Linked DNA regions of Homo sapiens: region 1 is linked to region 2. A link is a loop called in an ENCODE intact Hi-C map of the cell type or tissue named here. Cell type or tissue: heart right ventricle. All regions are shown on one strand. Links, peaks and the distances in the headings refer to the core of each region. The heading gives the core; the rest is flanking DNA.

Region 1 (10,622 bases), core at 4,345-8,344, 290 kb before region 2:
GGAAGTTACTTTATAATGTATAAATCTCCATTCCCTCTGCACCACTCAAATTGGAGGAGGGACACATAAAAGTAACCACCAGAAGTAAATTTTCCTTGAACTTAGTCAACACGTATTTTGGTAGTTTCCTCTCCAAAATTTTTATTCTGAAACCCAAGTAACATAGGACATCAGAAAGACAAAATCTAAAAGTGCTGGAAGAGCATATTATTGGTGGCATAGAAAGTTTTTACCCCACTTTATTTCTCCTCCTAGCAGTTTGTATTTTAACATCTCAGGCCTCTCTGCAGTGTGAAGTTGATCAATTTCTGTCATTCATTTAGTTGAATAAAACCCTCTGGGTGTTATCTATCATCAAATAAACACTTCTTTATAACTGGATCATCCTGACCCAGGAGAGAATTGCAGGTTGAAATCCCCATGGCCTCTCTCTGACTCATTTTAATAAATGGAAAGGACCATTTCCCCCGTCCCCACCCTGTCAAGCTGCATCCATGTTTTAACACCTGCTTGAACAAAGCAAAGCCCAGTACAAAAGGAGATAGAAGTGTCTGAAGATTATCTCTATTTCTTGCTTCACTCTCTATCCTGATTTAAATTGTGTTTGATTTTACACAGGTTTATTGAACACTTGAGATCATAGGGAGAGTTCCGTAAACACGCTATAAATTTTCTTTGATCCCCTCCCTGAAAATCAACACAAATTACATAATACCTGGGACAAGATCATTATAGAGATTACAAGTATAGTTTTTGCTGGAAGATTGGAGATCAAATATCATAATTCTATATAGTTCAGTATAGGACTGTTCCATATATGTAAAAGGAATGAATAAAACAGAAGAGATGATCATACAGGTAGGAAATTGAAGACAGACTCTCTAGTCTGGTAGACAGAAACACCATTTAAAAATGTAAAATCATTTCTCTCCTTGGGAAGCAGACATAGTTCTAAGAGGTGACTGCGGGACTTTTGATGGGGTGGAGGAGGCTCAACTAAAACTACCCTTCAAAGATACTTAACTAGAAGTGCATTTTCTCTGCAAATACTGCTCCACTAAAAAGTCACCTATCCTCTCTTACTGCAAACCAAGTTGCCATCCCAAACCCTCGGTATCCTTGGTGCAACTGTAGAGTATCTATACTTTCTAAAATAACAGTGAAATAGCAGTGGCCTGAAGAAGCATTCTAACTTCAGTGTACAGTAGATTTCGGTGTGCCACATCAGCCGTTACCTGAAGGTAGCTTGTTGAATATCCTTCAGAACATTTTCCTCAGTGAACTTCTCATTAAGCAATAGCTGTGATGATCTCAGAAATAAGAAGGAACCAATGAGGTCAATTTAGTTGCATAGAAAAATTATATTTTTAATAATGTCTTTAGTGCATTTTTGGTTCTTTTACTTAGACACCGTCCTTCACAGACAACAACTTGTATATAAAGGAATATGAATTAGTCCTCTGAATCAAAGTCATTAGAAATTTGACCTCAGCCCTAAAGAATTAATTTCTCCATTTTCAAGGAAAAAGTTAAGCCAGTTGATGAGGCTTTTGGCCCAGTCATGCTGCCTTCCTCAGTCCTCTAGGCCACGTGATCCAAGGGAGCTCACCTTGCTATGTGGGATGTAGATAGAGAGGCTGTGAAATTTCATGGCAAATTAAGGAGAGAGAGAAATATTACAAACACTGTCTCTAAGAATTTTGTATAAGTTGTTGCCTGTAGTTGGGATTCCTTTTAGGTCAGTGTCATTGATGCCATGTGCATTCCTAGAAAGTCCAATGACTGATTCCTGATGGCCTTTACTCAGTATTGGGTCATCTCAATGTAGGGATCATAAAAGATGGTACTAAGTGTTCTCTAACATTACTGGTATTATTGCCTATTTCATTCAGGGGTAAAGCACTGGTTTCAGGCTTGGTCCCATTTAATTCCTAGACAGATTTTTCTTCTAAAGCAATAAAAAGTTTTCCTTGATTTTTTTCTGACAGGAAATTACTATTCATGGTGCCTTAGGAAGGCACTTATAGGTTGGAAGTGGACTTATAAAAGTGGGCTTAGGACCCTGACACCTCTCTATTTCTAGATATTTAGTAACAAACCTCAAGATTTTCAGATGCCTTGTGTGCTGTGAGAAATGCAAAAAAACTCCCAGCACAAACAATTCTGTCCAATCTCCCACACCAAAAGAGTTGGCCAAACTGTAGCATGGCCTCTGCTAGCCTAAGATCATATGTATAAGAGGAATGAGCCTCCCTTGAGTTCCTGCCTGGGAGAGGTCAAGACTGCCAAAAAAAATTTTTTTACTGTTTGTTTCAGCCAATATCTAGAGATAGGCTTCTAATCTCTCTTTTCTTAGGCAATTTACTTTCGAAAACACACAATTATAAATCCTTTCTCTGTCTCTTTGACATGTATATGTATAGTCCACAACCCAGGAATGGCTTTCTCAAGAACCAGGGAGCCATTCTTCTGAAATGTAGTCATCAAAAAGAATAGGGCTTCTGGTGTCCTTGTCTCTGTGGAAGGATAAGAGCTTAACTTCAATAAGCACCAGTTTGCAGACACAGATAACAGAGAGACTAATCACATTTCTTAAAGTCTTTCAGTACTTTTCCTTTAGCACACTCTACATTTAAAAGGCCTCCTGCCTTTTGCTTCTTAGGATTGAGGAATTAAGCTCAGGTTACACTGAGGTCTCTCCCCTATTGCAATAGTACTGGATAAAATCTATCTTACAGTGGCTGGCTTTGTTTCTGTTGGACAGCTGATTCACTGTATTAAAACAAGTAATCTAAGTGTTTATTTGCCTTGACTGTGCTATTATTAGAGTATGCTTCCATGGATAATAAAACTAAGACAAATATTGATATCATGTTATTTATATGGAAAGAAGAAAGACAGTGCTAGGGAAGTGGGAAGGTAATCGAGGGAAGTGAAAATAACTATAAAGGGCCCAATCATCCACTGTGATACTGGCTAAAAACCACAGTTTAATAGTATAGGGGAGTTATGGGAGATGCTATGCCACATTTCTCATGTCTCAATTATTCAAGCAAAGAAGTGAGAGAGCTGAGCTATTTGTATCTCCTGCCTGTCAAAAGTTAAAGGCTGCATGTACCGAAACAGATGTTAGTTCCCATGAATAGCGCAGGTGATATGTTCCAAGATCCCCAGTGGATGCCTGAAACTGCAGATAGTACTGAGCCCTACACATACTACATTTTTTCCTATACACACATACTAATAAGGTTTAATTTATAAATTAGGCACAGTGAGAGATTAACAATAAAAATAAAATAGAACAATTATAACAATATACTATAATAAAAGTTATACAAATATAGTCTCTTTCCCTCTCTCTCTCTCAAAATATCTTATTGTACTCTACTCACCCTTCTTCTTGTGATCTGTCAATCTAATAACTGTGATGGCTACTGAATGACTAATGGGTGGGTAATGTACACAGCATGGATATGCTGAACAAAGGGATCATTCATGTCCTTGGTGGAACAGAGTGAGACGGCATGGAATTTTATACTGCTACACCAAACAGCATACAATTTAAAACTTGTGAATTATTTCTGGAATTTTGTATTTAATATTTTCAAACTATAATTAACCATGCGTAACTGAAACCAAGGAAAGTGAAACCATGGATAAGCGGGTACTACTATAATTCCTACCTTCTGGTCATGTAGGAAAATTTGTTCTTGATGGCACAAGGACAGCATTCTGAGAATAAAGCAGGTCCTGGCCATTGGAAATCAGGCTGGCATGCATAGAAAAGTCAATGTGATCAAAGAGGTGTAGGGAAAATATCTGCTATACTGGTTATAAACAGAAACCTAAATATTGAGATGCTTCCCTACCTGCCCCCATGAATATCCTGCAGCTTCATCAAAAAATGTGGGAAACTAGAAATTTATGCATGTTACTCTAGAAACTCCTGCACGTTACTCTAGAAACTCTAGGGCAATGTTGAGTCACTATATTCTAATATCAACAGATCCATCACAGGCATCCTAGTTAAATAAGAACTATTTAAATCTACATAAAAAAAACTAAACTAAAAATTCCACACAAAAAAACTATTAGAACTGATAGACAAATTCAGCAGAGTTGCAGGATGCAATATGAATACATTAGTTACATCTCTATACAAAATCAGTTACATCTCTATATAGTAACAATAAAGACTCCAAATAAGGGATTAAAAAGCAATTTCACTTATAATAGCATTAAAAAATTCTCCCTGCCCTTAAGAAGGTACTTTGTAATATTCTCCTCCCGCCCTTAAGAATGTACCTTGTACACCTATCCCAAACCTATAAGAAGTCATGATAATCCCACCACCCTTTGCAGACTCCTTTTTCGGACTCAGCCCGTCTGCACCCAGGTGAGATAAACAGCCTTGTTGCTCAAAAAAAAAAAAAAAAAAAATAGCATTAAAAAGAATCAAATACTTACTAATTAACTAAGAAATCAAATGACTTGTACACTGAAAACTATGACTGCTGAAAAAAATTAAAGGAAACATAAATAAATGAAAAGATAATCTATGTTCACAGATTATGAAATTTAATATTCTTAAGACACCAATACTACCCAAAGTGATCTACAGATCCAATGCAATCCCAATGATTTTTTTTTTTTTGCAAAAGAAAAATCTATCCTAAAATTCCCATGAAATCTCAAGGGACCATAAGCAGCAAAAATATCGTGAAAGAAGAAACAAAATCAGAGGATTCACATTTCCTGATATCCAAACTTTCTACAAAGTCAGTAATCAGTGTGGTTCTGGCATAAAGACATATAGACCAATCAAATAAGTTGAAAGAGTCCAGAAATAAACCCTTGCATACATGGCCAAATGATTTTTGACAAGCGTGCAAGATCATTCAGTGGGAAAACGACAGTTCTTTCACCAAATTATGCTTGGAAAACTGGATATGTACAGGCAGAAGAATGAAGCTGGACTCTTACAACATATACGAACATCCATAACATAAGAGTTCAAAGTATAAAGTCTTTTTTTTTTTTTTTTTTTTTTTGAGATGGAGTATCACTCTTGTTGCCCAGACTGTAGTGAAGTGGCACGATCTCGGCTCACTGCAACCTCCGCCTTCTGGATTCAAGCGATTCTTCTGCCTCAGCCTCCTGAGTAGCTGGGACTACAGGTGCCTGCCATCATGCCCGGCTAATTTTTTGTACTTTTAGTAGAGACAAGGTTTCACCATGTTGGCCAGGCTGGTTTTGAACTCCTGGCCCCAAGCAATCCGTCTGTCTCAGCCTCCCAAAGTGCTGGGATTACAGGAGTGAGCCACCATGCCCAGACAAAAGTATAAAACTCTTATTAGAAAACAGGCGAAAAGGATCATGACGTTGAGCTTGGCAATTATTTCTTGGATATAACATCAAAAGCACAGGCAACAACAACAAAAAATAGATAAAATTAAACTTCATCAAAACTGAAAACATTGTGCACCAAATGACACTATCAGCAGAGTAAAAAGGCAACTAACACTGGAGAGAAAGTATTTTCAAACCATAGACCTGATGAGATTAATATCCAGAATATATAAAAAACTCCTACATCTCAACAACAAAAAGTAACAGCCCAATTCAAAAAATGGGCAAAGGACTGGAATAGGCCATTTCTCCAATGAATATATACAAATGACCAATAAACACATGAAAAATGCTTGACATCATTTATCATTAGGGAAATACAAATCAAAACCACAATGAGATACTCCAGACCCTTTAGAAGGGCTAATAATGGAAAAAGTAAAAGAAAAAAAATAGTATTGGCAAGGATGTTGAGAAATTAGAACTCTTGTGCACTGCTGGTGGGAATGTAAAATGGTGCAGCCATTATGGAAAATGGTAGGCTGGTTAAGAAATTAAACATAGAATTGCAACATGATTCAGCAATCCCACTTATGGTTATATTCAAAAAATTGAAAGGAAGTATTTAAACTAATGTGTGTATATCTGTATTCATAGCAGATTTATTCACAATAGCAAAGAGACAGAAGCAACCCAAGTGTCCATCAATGGATTAATGGATAAATAAAATGTGGTGTACACATACAATATAATATTATTCAGCCCCGAAAAGGAAATTCTAACACATGTTACAACCTGGAGGAAACTTGAAAACATTACAGCGAGTGAAATAAGCCAGACACAGAAGAACAAATAGTGTATGATTCCACTTATGTGAGGCACCCAGATCAGTCAAATTCATAGAGGTAGAAGTAAAATAGTGGCTACTAGGGGCTGGAAGGAGGGAAAATGAGGAATCCTTGTTTAATGAGTACAGAGTATCACTTTGGGAAGATGAAAAATTTCTGGAGACAGACAGAAATGATGGATGCACAACAATGTAAATGTACTTAATGCCACTAAGCTGTACACTGAAAAATAGTTACGATGTTAAGTTTTATGTTATGTATATTGTATCACACACAAATACACACTATGTATATATGTGTTCTCTACTATATATAGTGTGTGTACATATATATGTATATATGTGTGTATATATACACATATGTACATATATATGTAAATATGTGTGTATATATACACATATGCACACATGTGTATATACATATGTATATATAACATGCATGTATATGTACACACATGTATATACATACATGTATCATACATATACATACATGTATATACATACATGTATATATACATATATACATACACATATGTGTATGTATATATGTATATTTCTGTTGGGTGGCACACATTTCACCAATGAATTCCTTAACTCTCCAGGATGCTGAGACAATCAACTTAGTGGTATTCTCTAGGAAGATGACAATAGTCTGGTCCATCAGCATCAGTGCCATTAACTGCCCTAGGTGTAAATTTCCAGTTGTAGGTAGCAAAGGAGTGGGCCATGCCAAAGATTAATTAACCAATAATCCAAAACGAAGGAAGTAATTGTAGAGAAAGTGAGAGAGAGGTGTGAAACAAGAACTTACTAAATTGCAAGTGAATCAAGGGCTGGTTGTGCCTGGTGGCTTGTTAAGGTACTGCTAGGTTGTAAAAACAGGGATCCTTTAAATCCAGAGAGATATTCAGTTAATTATACATCTTTATTCATAACAAAGCATTTTCTCAGAACCTTATGTATGGTCCAATATTAGTTTTGGCTTGAACTGGTAAAACAAAAACTGAGCTGCCAACACAAAGATTGAACTTGGGTAGTCAGGAAGCCAGTGGGAAAACCAAGTAGCAACACAGAATACACAAAGTGCAAGGAAAACCTGGATTAATGTATTGGTTCTTCATCAGGTAATTTCTCAGAAAGCCAAGACACTTACAGGCTGTAGAAGGGAAGTAAAGACTGTGTGACTAAATTGGGAGGCATTGAAAAGGACACCCGAGACAGACAACTGAACGCAGATAATTGGCTTGGGAGGTGATCCCAGGATGCCACAGGGGTGGCAGCAGGGAGAACAAGACAGGGAAGAAGAGACAATGAAGACTGGCGCTGTGAGCAAACAGAGTTCAAAGTTCCTGGGAACTTTCAATGTTAAGGACATTAGGATCCACTGACCAGTCTTGTGTTGAAGGACAAACAGATTCAAGTGTCAGGCAAGCTCATCCAAGTGGACCATGGCATAATAAATATTCTATCAACTATAAGTTAATTCATCATTCTTAAATATCTTAAAATGTTTCATTGTCTCCTAAGAAGAGATTTAGTGGGTCAATATTTATTATCTGCTTCTAATTTCTACCTCAACCTTCCATATGAGTATAATAATGACAAGGCTCACCTTGTGTAACATCGTTGGAAAAGGAATAAGTCTATATCTTAGCCCTATCTCTACACACAATAGGAGGCAGTGTTCTACAAAATTGCCAGTTTGTTACCTGTTTGGCTTAGAAAGACTCATGGCCACTTAAGATGTAATTGTTTGTCCCAGCAAAACCTGACCTTTAGGACGGTGACCTTAAACAGCATTTTCAAAAAAATCTAAAAGTTGCTAATCAATTTCTCTTAAAAAATAAAAAAATAGTTATCCCAACAAACTAACAAACTTAACATGTTTTTCCCCAGGCCCACTATTTTCTTGATCAAAGTCCACTCTCCAGCTGAAATAATTTCTTTTAATATCTTCTTCCTGTTTGGTGAAAACACCTTAAAAAATAAAGTACCACCATAAGAATTGTATGGGAAACCTAAAAAATCATGTTGCCTACTCCTGGTCTCTCCATTCTTGTCCATCCATCTTCCCTTTGTCCATCCTCCAACATAGTTCTCACTTCCTAATCTACATTCTGTACTTATTTTGGGCAGCATTTGGGAACTCCGAGTCTCGGTACTGTCACTGTCTTAACACGTTAAAATTGGAAGAGTAGGTGAAAATGGAAGTAAAATTAAAGGAAGATACTCTAGAGTCTGGGTAACTAGAAACACTGTTTTAAGATATAAAATAATTCCTCTGATTCCCATACAATGGCAGCTCCAAAGAGTGACTATGCAACGGTAGAAGAATCTTACCTGAAATTATCCTTCTAATAAACCAAATGTGTTCTTGCTCTACAAATACAACTTCATGAAAAGCCACCTTAGTCACTTCGGCTGTACACCAAGTTACCAATCCAAATCCCCAGTGCCCTTTATGCAATTATGGAGCATTTATACCTGCCAGAATAACCATGGGATAGCTGTGGTATGAGAAATTACTCTGAGCAGAATGTGGGGTATCTTCCAATATTTTATAGCATCTGTGACCTGAAGATTATTCTAGCTTTTCAAGTATCTTTCAGGATGTTTTCCTTCCTAAATCTCTTATTAACCAATAGCTGTGATAACCTCAGAAATTGGAAAGTATAAATGAAGTCAATCTACTTGCATAGAAATTATATTTTTATTCATGGTTTTTATGTGTTTTGAGCTCATTAAATTAGACCACCAATCTTCACAGACAGTAATTTGAACACAAAGGGTTACCAGTATGTTTGAACTGTTCTCTGTTTTCTATGGAATGTATTTAATAGAAAGTTATCCTAGTGTATGGAATGTACTGAATGTCTGTAGAGCTGTCTTGTTATTTGAGGCATTCATAGCTACATAGGTGGCTCTGTAAGCTAAACCATGCAGATACCCTTGGGTCATGGGATAATGTTTTCTTTTCTTTTATATATACAGTTTTTATTTGAAGTCTGCAAGTATGGACAATATAATGCAAAAAGTTACGGAAAAATCAATGTCAGCATCATCTGAGCTCTTTCCCCCTAATGTAATCATGGCATTTGGACAACAGGTTTCCAAGCTCATCAGTGGTTCTTAAATGTCAAGTGCACCCTACTTAATCAGTACCTAACCCTTTCCTTGGCTCAATGAACTGCTAATATGTACCTTTACATATTAAAAATTTGTCTGTCCTTCCATATACATACTAACTGGATCATTTCATTTTAAATTTTTGTGGATACATGTTAGGTGTATATATTTATGGGGTACATGAGATGTTTTTAAACAGGCATGCAATGTGAAATAAGCAGACCATGGAGAACGGGTTTCATTCCTCTAAAGCATTTATCCTTTGAGTTATAAACAATCCAATTACACACTCTAAATTATTTTCAAATGTACAATTAAATTACTATTGACTGGCCGAGCATGGTGGCTCACGCCTTTAATCCCAGTACTTTGGGAGGCCCAGGCAGGTGGATCACCTGAGGTCAGGAGTTTGAGACCAGCCTGGCCAACGTGGTGAAACCCCATGTCTACTAAAAATACAAAATACAAAAGTTAGTGGTGGACGCCTGTAATCCCTGCTGCCAGGGAAGCTGAAGCATGAGAATCACTTGAACTTAGGAGGTGGAGGTTGCAGTGAGCGGAGGTTGTGCCACTGTACTCCAGCCTGGGCGACAGAGTGAGATTCTGTCCAAAAAATAATAATAATAATATACTTATATATATGACTATAGTTACCCTGTTGTGCTATGAAATAGGTCTTATTCATTCTTTTTAACTATCTTTTTGTACCCACGAGCTATTCCCACTTCTCCCCTGCCCCTCACTACCTTCCCAGTCTCTAGTAATCATCCTTCTACTCTCTATGTCTATGAGGTCAATTGCTTTTATTTTTAGATCCCACAAATAAGTGAGAATATGCGATGTTTGTGTTTCTGTGCCTGGCTTATTTTGGTTAACATAATGATATCCAGTTCCTTCCATGTTGTTGCAAATGACAGGATCTCATTCTATTTTATGGCTGAATAGTACTCCATTGTGTATATACCACAATACTTTATCCATTTATCTATTGATGGACACAGGTTGCTTCCAAATCAGGTATTATATAAATAGTGCTGCAACAAACATAGGTGTGCCAATATCTTTTTGGTTTACTGATTTCCTTTCTTTGGGGTATATACCAGGGATGGGATGTCTGGATCACATGGCAGCTCAATTTCTAGTTTTTTGAAGAAACTTCAAACTGTGGTTGTATTAATTTACATTCCCACTAACAGTGAGGGTTCCCTTTTCTCCATATCCTCACTAGCCTGTCTTTTGGTTATAAGCCATTTTAACTGGGGTGAGATGATATCTCATTGTAGTTTTGATTTGCATTTAT
Region 2 (10,622 bases), core at 2,224-6,223:
CCATTTGTTTGTGTCATCTATTATTTCTCTCAGCAGGGTTTTGTACTTTCCCTTGTAGAAGTCTTTCATGTCCTCGGTTAGCTATATTCCTAAGGTTTGGTTTTCTGTTTTTTGGTTTTTTTTTTTTTGGCAGCTATTTTAAAAGGGGTTGAGTTCTTTATTTGATTCTCAGCTTGGTCTCTGTTGGTGTGTAACAGGACTACTGATCTATGAACATTAACTTTGTATCCTGAAACTTTGCTGAATTCATTTACCAGTTCTAGGACTTTTTTGGATGAGTCTTTAGGGTTTTTGAGGTATATGATCATGTCATCAGCAAACAGTGACAGTTTGACTTCCTCTTTACTGATTTGGATGCCCTTTATTTCCTTCTCTTGTCTGGTTGCTCTGGCTAGGACTTCCAGTACTGTATTGAAGTGGTGAAAATGGGCACCTTTGTTTTGTTCTAGTTCTCAGGCAGAAATGCTTTCAACTATTCCCTGTTCAGTATAATGTTGGCTGTGGGTTTGTCATAGATGGCTTTTATTACCTAAAGGTATGTCCCTTCTAGGCCAGTTTTGCTGAGGGTTTTAATCATAAAGGGATGCTGGGTTTTGTCAAATGCTTTTTCTGCCTCTATTGAGATGATCACATGATTTTTAACTCTATTTATGTGGTGTATCACATTTATTGACTTGTGGATGTTAAACCATCCCTGCATCCCTGGTATGAAACCCACCTGATCATGGTGGATTATCCTTTCAATATGCTGTTGGATTTAGTTTGCTAGTATTTTGTTGAGGATTTTTGCATCCATGTTCATCAGGGATACTGGTCTGTAGTTTTCTTTTTCATGTTATGTCCTTTCCTGGTTTTGGTATTAGGGTGATACAGGCTTCATAAAATTACTTAGAAAGGATTCCCTCTTCTCTATCTTTTGAAATAGTGTCGGTAGAATTGGTACCAATTCTTCTTTGAATGTCTGATAGTATTCAGCTGTAAATTCGTCTGGTCCTAGACTTTTTTTTTTTGGTAACTTTTTAATTACCATTTCAATCTTGCTGCTTGTTATTGGTCTGTTCAGAATTTCTATATCTTCCTGGTTTAATCTAAAAGGGTTGTATATTTCCAGGAATTTATCCATCTCCTCTAGGTTTTCTAGTTTAAGCCCATAGAAGTTTCCACAGTAGCCTTGAATAATCTTTTGTATTTCTGTGGTGTCGGTTGTAACATCTCCCATTTTGTTTCTAATTGAGCTTATTTGGATCTTCTCTCTTCTTTTCTTGGTTAACCACACTAATGGTCTATGACTTTTATGTATTTTTTCAAAGAAGCAAATTTTGTTTTGTTTCATTTATCTTTTGTATTTTTTTGTTTCTTTGATTGTTTCCATTTCATTTAGTTCTGCTCTGGTTTTCGTTATTTATTTTCTTATGCTGTGTTTGAGTTTGGTTTGTTCTTGTTTCTCTAGCTCCTTAAGGTGTTACTTTAGATTGTATATTTGTGCTCTTTCAGACTCTTTGATGTAGGCATTTAAGGTATAACCTTTCCTTTTAGCACCATTTGTGCTGTATCATGGAGGTTTTGATAGGTTGTGTCATTCAGCTCAAATAACTTTTTAATTTCCATCTTGATTTCATTGTTGACCCAATGATCATTCAGGAGGTCATTTAATTTCCATGTGTTTGCATGGTTTTGAGGGTTCTTTTGAAGATGATTTCCAATTTTATTCCATTGTAGTCTGACAGAGTACTTGATATAATTTTGATTTTCTTAAATTTACTGAGACTTGTTTTGTGGCCTATCATATGGTCTATCTTAGAGAGTGTTTCATGTACTGATGAATATAATGTATATTCTGCATTTGTTGGGGAGAATGTTCTGTAAATATCTGTTAAGTCCATTTGTTCTAGGGTATTGTTTAAGTCCATCGTTTCTTTTTTGACTTTCTGTCTTGATGACCTGTTAGTGCTGTCAGTGGAGTATTAAAGTCCCCCACTATTATTGTGGTATCATTTATCTCATTTCTTAGGTCTAATAGTACATTTGGGAGCTTCAGTGTTAGGTGCATATATATTTAGAATTGTGGATATTTTCCTATTGGACTAGTTAGTCCCTTTATCATTATATAATGTCCCTCTTTGACTTTTTTAACTGCTGTTGCTTTAAAGTTTGTTTTGTCTGATATAAGAATAGCTACTCCTGCTCACTTTTCATGTCTATTTGCATAGAATATCTTTTTCCACCCCTTTCCTTAAGTGTATGTGAGTCCTATGTGTTAGGTGAGTCTCTTGAAGACAGTAGAAACTTGGTCGGTGAATTCATATCCATTCTGTATCTTTTAAGTGGAGCATTTAGGCCATTTACATTTAACATTAGTATTGACATGTGATGTACTATTCTATTCATCATGCTATTTGTTGCGTTCATTTTCTTTTTCAGTGTGCTGCTGTTTTATAGGTCCTGTGAGATTTATGCTTTAAGGAGGTTCTATTTTGGTGTATTTCAAGGATTTGGTTCAAGATTTAGAGCTTCTTTTAGCAATTCCTGTACTGCTGGCTTGGTAGTGGCAAATTCTCTCAGCATTTGTCTGAAAAAGACTGTCTCTTTCATTCATTTATGAAGCTTAGTTTCACTGGATATAAAATTTTTGGCTGATAATTGTTTTGTTTAAGGAGGCTAAAAATAGGACCCCAATCCCTTCTAGCTTATAGGGTTTCAGCTGAGAAATTTGCTGTTAACCTGATATGTTTTCCTTTATAGGTTACCTGATGCTTTTGCCTTACAGATCTCAAGATTTTTTTCCTTCATCTTGAGTTTAGATAACCTGATGACTATGAGGCTAGGTGATAATCTTTTTGCAATGAATTTTCCAGGTGTTCTTTGAGCTTCTTGCATTTGGATGTTGTTATGGTTTGCTGTGTCCCCACCCAAATCTCATCTTGAATTGTAGTTCCCATAATCCCCACATGTCATGGGAGGGACCCAGTGGGAGGTAATTGAAGTATGGGGTGGTTTCCCCCATGCTATTTTTGTGATAGTAAGTTCTCATGAAATCTGGTGGTTTTACAACGGTCTTCCCCCTTTGTTCAGTTCTCATTCTTCTCCTTCCTGCCACCATGCAAAGAAGGATGTGTTTGCTTCCCTTTCTGTTATAAGTTTCCTGAGGCCTCCCCAGCCCTGCAGAACTGTGAGTCAATTAAACCTCTTTTCCTTATAAATTACTCAGTCTCAGACAGTTCTTTATAGCAGTGTGAGAATGGACTAATACAGTAAATTGATATCGGTAGAGTGAGGTGTTGCTATAAGGATACCTCAAAATGTACAAGTGACTTTGGAACTGAGTAACAGGCAGAGGATGGAACAGTTTGGAGTGCTCAGAATAAGATAGGAAAATATGGGAAAGTTTGGAACTTCCTAGAGACTTGGAGGGTTCAGAAGACAGATGTGGGAAAGTTTGGAACTTCCTAGAGACTTGTTGAATGGCTTTAACCAAAATGATTATAGTGATATGGACAATGAAGTCCAGGCTGAGGTCATCTCAGATGGAGATGAGGAACTTTTTGGGAACTGGAGTAAAGGTGACTTGCTATGCAAAGAGACTGGCAGCATTTTGCACCTGCCCTAGAGATCTGGGGAACTTTGAACTTGAGAGAGAATGATTTAGGGTATCTGGCAAGGAAATTTCTAAGTAGCAAAGCGTTCAAGAGGAAGCAGAGCATAAAAGTTTGGAAAATTTGCAGCCTGATGATGCAATAGAAAAGAAAAACACATTTTCTGGGAAGAAATTCAAGCTTGCTGCAGAAATTTGCATAAGTAATGAGGAAAATGTCTCCAGGGCATGTCAGAGACCTTCACAGCAGATGTTGAGTGCCTGTGGCTTTTTCAGCCACATGGCGCAAGCTGTCAGTGGACGTATGATACTAGGGTCTGGAGGAATGTGGCCCAGAGGCCTAGGAGGGAAAAATAATTTTGTGGGCCAGGCCCAGGACCCCCTGCTGTGTGCAGCCTCAGGACTTGGTGCCCTGGTTTTCAGCCACTCCAGCCATGGCTAAAAGGGGTCAAAGTACAGCTCAGGCCATTGCTTCAGAGGGTACAAGCCCCAAGCCTTGGCAGTTTCCATATGGTGTTGAGCCTGCAGTGCACAAAAGTCAAGAATTGAGGTATGGGAACATCCACCTAGATTTCAGAGGATGTATGCAAACACCTGGATGTCCAGGCAGAAGTTTGTCACAGGAGCAGAGTCCTAGTAGAGAGCCACTGCTAGGGCAGTGTGGAAGAGAAATATAGAGTTGGAGACCCCACACAGAGTCCCCACTGGGGCACTGCCTAGTGGAGCTGTGAGAAGAGGGCCACCATCCTCCAGACCCCAGAATGGTAGATCCACCAAAAGCTCGCACTATGCATCTGGAAAAGCCACAGGCACTCTAGGCCAGCCTGTGAAAGTAGCTGAGAAGGGCCGTATCCTGCAAAGCCACTGAGACAGAGCTGCCCAAGGCTGTGGGAGCCCACCTCTTGCATCAGCATGACCTAGATATGAGGCATGGATTCAAAGATCATTTTGGGTTTAATGACTGCTCTATTGAATTTTGGATTTGCATGGGGCCTGTAGCCCTTTAGTTTTGGCCAACTTCTCCCATTTGAAATGGGTGTATTTACCCAACGCCTGTGTCCCCATTGTATCTAGGAAGTAACTAACTTGCTTTTGATTTTACAGGCTCATAGGTGGAAGGGACTTGCCTTGTCTCAGATGAGACTTTGGACTTGGACTTTTGGGTTAATGCTGGAATGAGCTAAGATGTTGGGGGACTACTGGAAAGGCATGATTGTGTTTTAAAATGTGAGGACATGAGATTTTGGAGAGGCCAGGGGCAAAATGATATAGTTTGGCTATGTTCTCACCCATATCTCATTTTGAATTGTAGTTCCCATAATCCCCATGTCATGGGAGGGATCTGTTGGAAGGTAATTGAAGCATGGGGGCAGTTTCCCCCAAGCTATTCTCATGATAGTAAGTTCTTATGAGATCTGATGGTTTTATAAGGGTCTTCCCCCTTCACTTGGCTCTCATACTTCTCCTTCCTGCCACCATGTGAAGAAGGATATGCTTGCTTCCCCTTCCATCATGATTGTAAGTTCCCTGAGGCCTCTCCAGCCCTATGGAACTGTGAATCCATTAAACCTCTTTTCCTTATAAATTACCCAGTGTCGAGCAGTTCTTTATAGCAGCATGAGAATGGACTAATACAGATTTACAGATCTCTAGCAAGGCTGGGGAAGTTTTCCTCGATTATTCCCTCAAATATGTTTTCTAAATTTTAGATTTCTCTTCTCCCTCAGGAACACCAATTATTCTCAGGTTTGATTGTTTAACGTAATTCCAAAGTTCTTGGAGGCTTTGTTCTTTTTTATTATTATTATTCTTTCTTTTTTGTCTTTGTGGGATTGGGTTAATTCAAAAGCCTCATCTTCAAGCTATGAAGTTCTTTCTTCTACTTGTTTGATTCTATTGCTGAGAATTTCCAGTGAATTTTCCAATTCTGTAATTGTGTCCTTCATTTCCAGAAGTTGTGATTGTTTTATATTTATGCTATCTATTTTACTGACAAGTTCTCCATTCATATCCAGTATTATTTTTTTGATTTCTTTAAGTTGGACTTCACCTTTCTCTGATGGCTCCTTGATCAGCTTAATAGCCGACTTTCTGAATTCTTTCTCTGGCAATCCAGAGATTTTTGTCTGGGTTTGTATCCATTGCTGGTTAGCTAGTGTGATCTTTTGGGAGTGCTAAAGAACTTTGTTTTGCCATGTTATCAGAATTATTTTTCTTGTTCCTTCTCATTTGGGTAGACTCAAGGGCTGCTGTTTAGATTCTTTTGTCCCACAAGGTGTTCCCTTGATGTGGTTGCTCTCCCCCTTTCTTCTAGGGATGGGGCTATCTGAGAGCCAAACTGCAGTGATTGTTATTTATCTTCTGGATCTAGCCACCAAGTGGAGCTACTGGGCTCCAGGCTGGTACTGGGGAATGTCTACAAAGAGTCCTGTGATGTGATCTGTCTTCAGGTCCCTCAGCCGTGGATACCAGCACCTGCTCCAGTGGAGGTAGCAGGGGACTGAAGTGGACTCTATGAGGGTCTGTGGTTGTATTTTTGTTAAGTTATGCTGGTTTTGTGTTGGTTGGCCTCCAGCCAGGAAGTGGTGCTTTCAAGAGCACATCAGCTGTGGTTGTACAGGGAGATACAAGCTTGCCCTAGGGTCAGGCAGTAGGTGGGCCATATAGCTCCCAGGAGATTATGTCCCTTGTGTTTGGCTACCAGGGCAGGTAGAGAAAGACTAACAGGTGGGGCAGGGTTAGGTGTGTCTGAGCTCAGACTCTTCTTGGGCAGGGCTTGCTGTGGCTGCTGTGGGGGATGGGAGTGTGGTTTTCAGGCCAATGGAGTTCTGTTCCCTGGGGATTATGACTGCCTCTGCTGCAACACACAGGTCACCAGGGAAGTGGGAGAAAGCCAGCAGTCACAGGCCTCACCTACCTCCCACGTAGCCCACAGCCTGAAAGGCCAGTCTCACTCCCACCATGCCCACCCAGTAGCACCAAGTTTATTTCCAGGCAGCCTGTGAGCAGAGCTGAGAACATGCCCTAGGCTACAAGCCTCCCAGCTGAGAAAGCAAGCTGACTCACAGTTCCTCAGCTGTCCCACGGAGCCTGCAGCAGCAATCCACCTCCTTCAAAGGGTCTGTGGATTCTCTCGGCTTTCCTGGCATATTTCTGTGGTAGTTCTTGGAGCAAAAGTTCATTATGTGAGTCTCCATATGTTGTTCTGTCCATCCAAGTGGGAGCTGCAAGTTAGTCCTGCCTCCTATCTGCCATTTTCCCTCAGTCCACTTCCAACTAAAATTATGTAAACCAATGAATTCTCTTCTAGAAAAAATGAGAATTGAATAAAATTATTTAACCAAATAGCTCAGTCATAATAAGTATTCAGTAAATGCTAGCTGATTTTGACTATAAAATCTAGTTTCCTAAATTTACAAATGAGAAATATAAGGCCAGAGAGGTAAAGTGAACCAGCTGAGGGTATATTATCTGCATACTTATATAGATAGATCTTGAACTGCAAACAGTGAAACACAATAATTGAGTAAAGTCTTTCCTTTGAAAGATAAAACGCACTCCTTGTCCTATGTTATCGGCAAATAAATAGATGTCCCAAACAAGAAAAAGTAAACCACATCTGTGAGTGTTTTCTGTTTCCCAGACCCTGACCAGAGACAAAGTGGCAAACAAACATATGAATGAACCATAGACCTGTCTTAAAGCACTTCAAATTTACTTGGACAGACAAGGGATAATCTTAATTAACTAATAAAGCATTTTCCTAAGCAAATGCCAGATACGTGCAGCAGGTCAAAGTGTTGTCTAAGAATGAAGGAGTGAAACATTTAATCCCCCAGAACAGTCAGAGAAAGCTTCTTGACAACACTGTTTCTTTTTTGTTTTTTTTTGGCGGGGGGGGGGGGGGGGGGGGGGGGTTGTATTTTTTTTTTTTTTTAAAGACGGAGTTTCACTCTTGTTGCCCAGGCTGGAGTGCAATGGCGCAATCTCGGCTCACCGCAACCTCCGCCTCCCAGGTTCCAGTGATTTTCCTGCCGTGGAGTTTCTGAGTGGGCAGCCAAGGAAAGAAAGAAGGAAAAAATATGAGCAAAGGCCTAGAAGCAGGAATGCATTTAGTTACTGGAGAGGAAGTCATCAAAGTCTTCATTTTCCATCTAATTCTGGGATTTCACAGAAATGTCATCTTTGTATTGTAAAATCGACTTACATGACATATTTTGAGAAATAAAATTTTGTTTCATTGAAGGATTATATTTTAAGTCCTTTCCCATTACTTTTGGAACATTAAACACTCTCATAAGTGAATGTAAAATGTAAACTATAAGTAACCCAGGGATAAAAAGTGTACATGCAAATGTAGCAGTCTAGTGGTATCAGGAATATACTGTCCTTTATTGTCATTAAACATTCCCTTTTTAACAATTAATTTGCTTAATACGCCTCCTCCTTTTGAAATAGATCAATTATAAAAATACATTTTAATCCATCTTCTTAAATTCCAAATCAAAAGAAGTTGGCTCCACTGGGAAGATGGTATGGAGACAGTGGTGAAAAAATGTGTTATTGGGGAACAACACATGTGAAAAGAAAAGAGCAAAAGTGGAACTGGTCTAGCAGAGGGGTCAGACAATGATATCTGTCAAAGTATCTGCCAGCCTCGTGGGAGCTCTGGCATCATGCGTTGGGTAGAAATGGCAAGACCGTTGTGGCACAGTCTTGCTCTGTCACCCACAGGGGCCACATTGAGAAGAGCATGACCTCAGCTCAAAAGTTGAGGTGAACTGGAAATAGTCAACAGCTGGACACTTCAGAGAACCACATTTCCCCCAGCTGGGATGTGCGCCCTTTCTTGAAGAGAAATAGAACTGGCTCGTTTCTATATCTGCCACTTTTCAGCCCTTGTGTTGCATGGTTCCATTTCTCCAAACAAGTTTGAGAGGAAGTTCCTCCAGGGTTATTGTAGACCTCTTTACCCAAGGAGAAACTAAAAGGGATGTTAATGAGACAAACCACAGCCTTATTGCTGCAGTCAGACACAGAACCACAGCTGATAATTACTTCCTCCTCCACTGTGCATTTTAAACTCCCTTTACCCTCAACTACCAACATTGCTGGTCTTTGTGTCTTACCTGCTGGTGTGACCCAAACCCTCATTCCTATGAGTAGATGTGGCATGTGGGCCCCATGTCACAGTATCTTTCTCAGATGAGGTTAGCTGCACTTGTCTGTTTATAGACACAACTGGGCAAGGGAGAACCAAGAGGCACCCAAGTGGATTACCTGCCCGTATTGTTTAACAATAGCCCCATCTCCTGTTATTCAGGTTCAGTTACCCTGCCAAGATGGTGGCTATTCTCACCTGCTTCTCCCTGAATATGAGGGTCAAACAGGTCTCAGAAGTTAGCCATAGCTTACAGTTGAATGGGACCTTGTGTTTCTCCTGGCAAGTGTGCCTTTTTTGAAAACAAGAGTTCCTTCTCTAATGTTTCAGATCCTGGAGTTTCAGGGACAAGAAGCAAAAAGCCCCCTCATGTGTCACTTGGAATGGTGGTAAATGGGGCAATTTTTGCTCCCATCCCTTAGCTCCTGGTCCTATGCATTCTTTCTTTTGGTAACACAGCACCATATAGAAGCCTCTAATAATGTGTATGTACTGCATCCTGGAGAATGGCACCACATCCTCAGAGTATTGCTCCAACACTTCAGCAACTGTTCCAACACTCTACTAGGCCAGATGCTTCTGGATGATGCAATACATTAAATACCATAAGTTTACACTGAGGAAAGTGCGGCTGGTACAACTGTGCTGAGTCTGGGCTATTTGCTCATGAAGGCTTCTTGTGTCCCCTGGTCTTGCTTGTTCTAAATCCTAGATGTACCGCTTCCAGCTTACAACAGGATGCTGCTGGGTACACCTGATTTTATGAGTTGGTGATTCACCAGGACCTTATACATCATAGGAAATTCTGAACTCATGGTCATGTAGTGCCCCATGACCAAGTATTCTGTCTTTACAAGGAATTATTCAGGTGCCAGGAGTTATCTTTCAAATGGTATTATGGCCTTGCTGCATAAACTCAGGAATCTGCATTTTTATTCTCATACTAATAGGGTTTGCTGGATCAAATAGCCCAAGCAACAGAGCTGCTTGTGTTGCTACCTGGACATATTACAGATGCCTTTCTTGTTTTGGGCCCCATTTAAAGAAAGCAGCCTTTCAAGTCACCAAGTATATGGGCCCAAATACCATTTCTAGAATAGAAATACTGTACCTTCAAAACCCCATTGCTATCAATAAATTAAGTTGTGTGGTAGCCCCTACCATCATCAGACCTGGTCTGCAAAGGACAGCCAACACTGAAATGTTTTAATGATGCTGGTATGCCTTTAACCAGTGCCTTCCTGGTGGCTTTGGTAAATGGTATGTGTCTTCTTGCCCTCTCATGGAACATAAACCTCTGGTGGATTTTCTGGCCTCACGTAGTATCTCCATTCCAGCATGCCTGCTTCCCTGACACTTTCATTCTCTTACTGCAGTATTTACAATGACAATTCTGGTATTACCACTTCACTCAGTATAGATTTTCATTTTTCTCTTGCTTCTTGAAGCCTCACTAGTCAGTTTGCACTGTGCCCTGGAGTCTTTGCCAAGACATCAAATCCTTCATTCTAAGGGTGCCTCCAAGCCAGTAAACTCATCCTTACCCAGTCTTATGTTCAAGAACCCTCAAACTCTAGTACCTTGGGTGCTGCTGGTACATGTTGGTACATGCTGACTAGGTCATGTAACTTTTTTGGAGTATAATACCTTTCTTCCTTTATCAGATCCAGGACATCCCAAACTGGGTCATGCTGTGACTTAACACTAATATAGGCCTGGCAGCCAAGAGAATAGGTGAGGCCTTATCTTGATGGGAATGTGGCAGGGCTATTACCTTGCAGAAGATGGGCTCCATATACATCACCTAGCCTACAATGGCTTCTCACATAAAAGAGGAATGTATTATCTCTTTTTTTTTTTTTTTTTTTT

The links. Peaks named below come from ENCODE experiments on the same cell type or tissue, not always from the same donor. Only the 100,000 strongest peaks of a DNase experiment are listed, where the experiment ranks them.
Region 1: it touches region 2 in a loop (6-fold over the local background); 1 of 110 quality-filtered maps calls a loop at or near these places.

What each region holds. Positions count from the first base shown.
Region 1 is chr15:46,163,367-46,173,988 of GRCh38, reverse strand. No RefSeq gene overlaps it. Among named protein-coding and RNA genes, the nearest start is that of SQOR, 530 kb to the right of the region's middle. In heart right ventricle, for the core only: no CTCF peak of the experiment used is centred there; no DNase peak of the experiment used is centred there.
Region 2 is chr15:45,867,212-45,877,833 of GRCh38, reverse strand. All of the region lies in intron 2 of LOC105370802 (a long non-coding RNA gene), which reads right to left. It overlaps LOC107984794 (a long non-coding RNA gene), which reads right to left. Exons shown (of 3, transcript XR_001751511.2): 3 at 5,384-6,898. Among named protein-coding and RNA genes, the nearest start is that of SQOR, 240 kb to the right of the region's middle. In heart right ventricle, for the core only: no CTCF peak of the experiment used is centred there; a DNase peak (open chromatin) is centred at 3,963.